Linked DNA regions of Homo sapiens: region 2 is linked to region 1. A link is a loop called in an ENCODE intact Hi-C map of the cell type or tissue named here. Cell type or tissue: mammary epithelial cell. All regions are shown on one strand. Links, peaks and the distances in the headings refer to the core of each region. The heading gives the core; the rest is flanking DNA.

Region 1 (2,933 bases), core at 242-2,741:
TTCAGGAGTTTTGTGAACTAGTTGCCAATCACAGACATTATTAAAATTTAAAGTATTTATATAAACCTACTAGTTAAGTATTTATATAAACCTATAATTTAAAACAAAGGTAATAAATACTCAAAATTCATGGCATCCTAATTATTTTACTACATTTTACTTTCATGATTTTTTGAGGTTTTTAAAACATCTATTTTATTCACAGGGTGAAAATACCGTATATGCTCTAGTACCGAGTATCTCTTATCAATCCCATGTTTATGTTTAAGGACATTCTATAGACAGATTCAAATTGGCCATGTAGGAGTATTTATGCTACAGAAATTTAAAAACACTATAAAGCAGAACTTGATTTTTATTTTATTGGTTGTCTAGACTTAAGTGATAGAGAAAATTTTAATACTGCAGATTGAAATTGAAATTTGTGGCATGTCCCTAGTTATTACATTTCCAATAGTGCCAAAAAAAGGAAATATTCTCCATGTATTTGAAAACTGTTATTCAATTCAGTGAAGAAATTGCTGACATCATTGATGAACCAGTAAAATTCCAACATAACCCATGCTGAGGCTGAAACAAATTTCAGTTTAATTAATATAGTTTTCACTAAGTGAAAAATAATTTAACAGTGGATCACATATCAGGTGTAACAATAACAATTATTGAGGAATGAATTATCAATTGAGATTAACTGTATTTGTGACATTTTGTTTGAACTGCGTCCATAGTTTGCTATACATACAACAGTTCAGCAAGAATAAATAAAACATTCTCTGAAATCAGTTGGTTATATGGAATTGACAATAAAAAGTGCTGTATATTTTATTATTATCTGTCAAGTGTGTGTTATACATCTTCTATATCAGCACAATTTGTATTATATTTTGTAGTATATATGCATGCATGTGTGTGTGTGCATGTTTATTTTTCCCAGGAAGCTGCTTGTTAAACATTTACTGGCACACTACCCTGTGTCCTTCCCTTACAATGTAACTGTGGCCACTACAGATCACGGAGGAGCACATTAACATGCCCTGGTCTACCATGTGAAAAGAATATCTTAAGTTCTAAATTGAAAAGACACACATGCACAATACTTACTATAAATTAGTGGAAACACTTCTCTGGTCTGTGTTCAATGTGAAAAACTTCTCTGCTGTGAATATGGGGAGTCCATGTTTTCATTAGATCATTCTAAATGAATCTCGGCTCAGGTGATTTATAGCCGATTGCATCAGCCTAAATTACTCTTTGCACATTCATGTTGAAAATATTCAGGGAAACAGTTTTCACTGTATTAGATTATGGAAAAGGAATTGACATCACAGGCATCTAAGTATCAATTGGACCTAGAATCTGATGAAATCATACTGAAAAGCTGCATGTATTACTTTGGCAATCAGATGACTCACCAGCAGAAACTGTACAGATCTCACGAGCAGGCCTGGTGGCCGGAATTTATGCTTATGATTCACAGGAGTCACATGTGCTCCTTTCAAATACACCAGATACAGCTTTCTACTTTATCAAAACAACATCAATCAGTCCACTGTGCTGATGACAGTATTTTTATGTATGTAATTTAGTCCTTGGGGAAATTACTTTTCTATAACGTTCTGGGAAAAGAGTGAACTGTTTCAGTTATTGTTCAGTTCCACATATAAACAACAAAAATGGAGGAAGACAAAGCTGACTGATGTGAAAGGGAATCCTCTGTTGCCCAGTTAGAAACAAATTTTGTTGTAAATTTTGAACTGACTGAGAAAGTGAAAGAAAGCTTTGGTGGAAGGAACAGCACTGACTTTTGCATAATTGTAGGCTTTTCACCTGAAGCATTCCAAACCAAAAACAGTGAGTGGAAATGTTGTACAGTGTCTTCTCAGGCTGCAAAAAGATGATAATATTTTTATGGATCTTCTGAGAAAACAGAGGAGTGATTTATAAGTATAGATATTGAAAACACTGCTGGAAATTTTAAGGATGGGTAGGCAGAAAATCTTCTGTGATCATCAAATTGAGGATGTCCTGAATTTGGAGAGAGGGCAAATTTGAACACAAGGAGCTTATGCAAAAGGAACAAGCAAACAAACTGGAATAAATTGCTGGAAAAACAATACTCCAAGTGCTTTTAAACAGCTCTTCAGTTTATATAGACTTTTAAAAATATATTCTAAAATAAATGTGGATAGAAAAGAGGCCCTGACAGAACTAAACTCTCTTCCACCAACTACAAATCAGAGAGAACGATGATTAGTTTCTCCTAATGAGAAACTAGGGTTAGAGCATCACATTAAAAAGCAAGTCTAATCTTTCTTCCTTCAATGTATGTGACTATGGACTTGCAAAGAAGTCCTTCTTCCTTCTAATTCATATTACAGCTTGCAGGATGGTTGGGATTTACATCTTGAATATTGTGGATTTTACCATACAAATGTATAACTAGGAGGTGGCCTGCTTTTATCTGACTAGTTGACATTCATAAATAAAAGGGTAACAATAATGGAGGAGGGCTTTATGAGAAACCTGAGTATATGATGCTATCCAAGGCTCCAGAAAGGCAAAAAATGTCCCTATTTGGAAGATATATTCAGCAGCTCATGTGCACATTTCAGTTAATATATAGACATATTAAAGATGATATGCACGTTTGTCTTGGAGTGGAATACAAAAATGATTTTTATTCAAACCCAAATGGTGAGAGCAAAAATTATTATGACAAAATTTCTGATAAAGTACCTCAAATTAACATCAAACCCAAACTTCTAGCCTTAGCCATGAGTTTTTACCAGCTACATCTTTTGCTGGAGTTACTGAGCAGCAGAATTGATTCTTCTGTCTCCTCTATAGCCTGAATAATTTTCTCATAACGTAAACAATTTCGTAATCAAATGGCCACAGGAATGGCAAAATATCAGAGAATATGTCGAAATGGA
Region 2 (2,933 bases), core at 217-2,716, 120 kb after region 1:
ACTGGTTATAAAAAGTCACATAAATCCAAATGCCAATAAAGATGGAATAACTACACATTTTTTACAAAGATAGCTAAGGATCAAAGGAAGGAAAATTTTTCTGTGATTTAAAAACTTATATAGACTGACCAAGAATATGCAGTGAAATTTCTAAAAAGATAGGTAAGCTTACTGAGCAGACCTTTCCTTCACAATAATAGAGCTAAGTTTATATTTTACAAATAAATGTATTATATGGAAAATATTCATGGTGATTATGAATTTATGTTATATAGTTCTGGTGTTGGAGTATGATTTAGATAAAAAAATTTTCCTTTCCTTTATTTACATGGTTTAAAAACACAAACAACATAATAAAAAAAGACTTCCTCCAATCCTGTCTCTATCCACTCTATAAATATTTGTATTAGTTTCTTGTGCATCTTTCCCAAGCAAATCAAACATACATTCTGATTCATCTTCCTTCCTTCCATAAAAATCATATACATTGTTCTGCCCTTGCTTTTTTCACTTAAAATTATATTTTGAGATTGTTCCATATCAGAATATAGTACTTTCTCATTATTTATTACACTTTATATAATTATTTAACCTAAACCCTTTTAATGGTCATTTGTGTCATTTCCCATTTTATTCTGTTTTGAATAGCATTGTAACAAATAGTCTGTTAAATCTGTCCTTTCATGTATGTGCTACATAAATTCTCAGATGGGATGGCTGGGTCAAAGGATACATAGTTTGCAATTTGAATAAATTTACCAGATTGCAGTATATAGAACTTGTAATACTTCGCACAACCCCAGCAGTGTCTGAGAAATCTGCTCAATTGGCCTAAATTTCAAAGTGTTTTCAGCAAGGCTAGTGGAAAGTTCTCTAATATTGTTATTCACCATGTTGACCAAATGTTTTAAAGAGAGAGCCATCTACATTTATATAGAACTGTAACATTGATTTAAAGTGCCAGAATGTATTACTGAGAAATGTGTAGCCCTGAAAAGATAAAGTTGTGCATTTCTGGAAAGTTGAAGAAAATAGAGAATATTTATACACTATAGGAAATCATCAGAGATCTACTAAATTATTAACAAAGATTTTATCATCATAGCTCTAGATAATAATCTTCTATGTGTCAGTAACCGAAATTACAGGTCATTTTCTTAAATTGGCATCAATCGTTGAGAAGAAAACGTTCAACATATTTATACACCTAACTAGAAACTGTTAAAAAAATACCAGTCATAAACCCAAAGGAAGACAGTTTCCTATTTAAAGTAGGTTCCTATTTATTTAGAATAGCGTAGTAGTTAAGACAACAGGGTTTAAATTTAAGCCATCCTGAATTTGAATCCCAGTGCTGTTACCTAATATGGTCAATTTGTTTACAACTTTGCCTTTCTTCTCCATCCTTGCCATGCTCTGGTGTGGGCAGAGAATATTTCCCTGATGGATTGACTTTGGGCTTGGCCTGTGACTCGCTATGACTCCGGAATGTAAGTGGAAGTGACAATTGCCAGTTTCCCTTATGTAATTCTCCTCTTCCTTTGAGCTTCTTCCTTTCTCCAGGAGAGCAACATTCCTCAAACAGTGAATGCTTCTTCAGTCTTTTTCCCAGAAGGAAAAGACACAGAGAAGACTTGAATCCAACTAGCAACCTAGAGCCAAGCCCAGCTGAACCCAGAGAAGCACAACTTACCAGAGAAGCCCAGCCAAGCAAAAGTTTGTCCTCAGATTTGTGAGCAAGAAATAAGCAATGTGGCAACCTCTGAAATTTTCAGATTGTTTTTCCTGCATCTAACTGTGTATCTTTAGAAAAGATCCTCAAACTCTTTACGCTACAATTTTCTTATCTATAAGATGAAAATCATAATGGGAACACATAACCTATAGAGTTGTTAGGATTAAAAGGAATAATGCAGGTAAAGTGGAATCTTGCATGTTGTAAATGACTAAAAAATGATCAACAGTAACAATCCCTGGTTAGATCACAAGCTCAGTGAGAACACAGGCTTTGTCCTGTTCACTCTGCACAGTTCCTGGCACAAGTTGGTGCTTAATTAACATTTGAATGAGTAAGTGAACATATTAGTGAAGTGCACTTGCTCTGTTTCAAAGAAACACTTTGTTTTCAAATGTGTGGACATACTTTCAGTCATGGATTAATTTGAATGAAACCTTGTAAAAATGGGAAATAGAGTCACTAGCAAACAGTGCACGCTCTGAGAACAGCATTGATAAAACTACTCGTGAACTGCATGGCATGTTGGAAAGAGCACACATTTTGTAGTTTTTTTTTTTTTTTTTTTTTTTTTTTGAGACAGGGTTTCTCTCTGTTGCCCAGGCTGGAGTGCAGTGGTGCGATCTCAGCTCACTGCAGCCTCCACCTCCTGGGCTCAAGGGATTTTCCCGTCTCTGCCTCCAGAGCAGCTGAGACTACAGACATGTGTCACCATGCCAGGCTAATTTTTGTATTTTTTTTGTACAGACAGGGTTGCGCCACGTTGCCCAGGCTGGTAAATTTTGTAGTCTTAAACCTTGTGTTGAACCAGAGCTTGCCACTTATGACTCATGTCACTTAGATTAATTACTGGGAATTATAGTTGCCATATTTTAAAATAAGGATGATAGTTGCCCTATAGGTTTATTAAAAGAGTCAAAAAATAGTGTATACAAGTTTCTGGGTTCCATTAATGGTGTAAAACATCTTAGCTTTCCCCTTTCTTGAAATATACTTGTGACAGAGAAAGTAATGGGAATGCTTTGGAAGACAGCAATATAGATGTTATATTATTCCTTAAATCTCAATTCTCAAAGACTTAGGCTACATACACTATTTTAGCATCTCCCTAATCCACTTAAGTGAAATGAAGTTCTTATTTAAAATTCACTTTAATGTTGCCTCTTAAACTTTATTTAGAGGTTTTTTACATAATGTA

What was found. Peaks named below come from ENCODE experiments on the same cell type or tissue, not always from the same donor. Only the 100,000 strongest peaks of a DNase experiment are listed, where the experiment ranks them.
Region 2: a loop joins it to region 1, with 12 times the contacts of the local background. A loop is called at or near these places in 1 of 110 quality-filtered maps.

The regions. Positions count from the first base shown.
Region 1 is chr9:12,813,192-12,816,124 of GRCh38, forward strand. All of the region lies in intron 1 of LURAP1L (leucine rich adaptor protein 1 like), which reads left to right. It overlaps LURAP1L-AS1 (LURAP1L antisense RNA 1), which reads right to left and starts at 1,198. Exons shown (of 4, transcript NR_125775.1): 1 at 1,102-1,198. RefSeq lists an enhancer at 811-2,010. In mammary epithelial cell, for the core only: a CTCF peak has its summit at 1,464; a DNase peak (open chromatin) is centred at 1,380; H3K4me3 peaks cover 901 bases; H3K27ac peaks cover 2,500 bases.
Region 2 is chr9:12,932,654-12,935,586 of GRCh38, forward strand. No RefSeq gene overlaps it. Among named protein-coding and RNA genes, the nearest start is that of SNORD137, 39 kb to the right of the region's middle. In mammary epithelial cell, for the core only: no CTCF peak of the experiment used is centred there; DNase peaks (open chromatin) are centred at 1,468 and 2,458.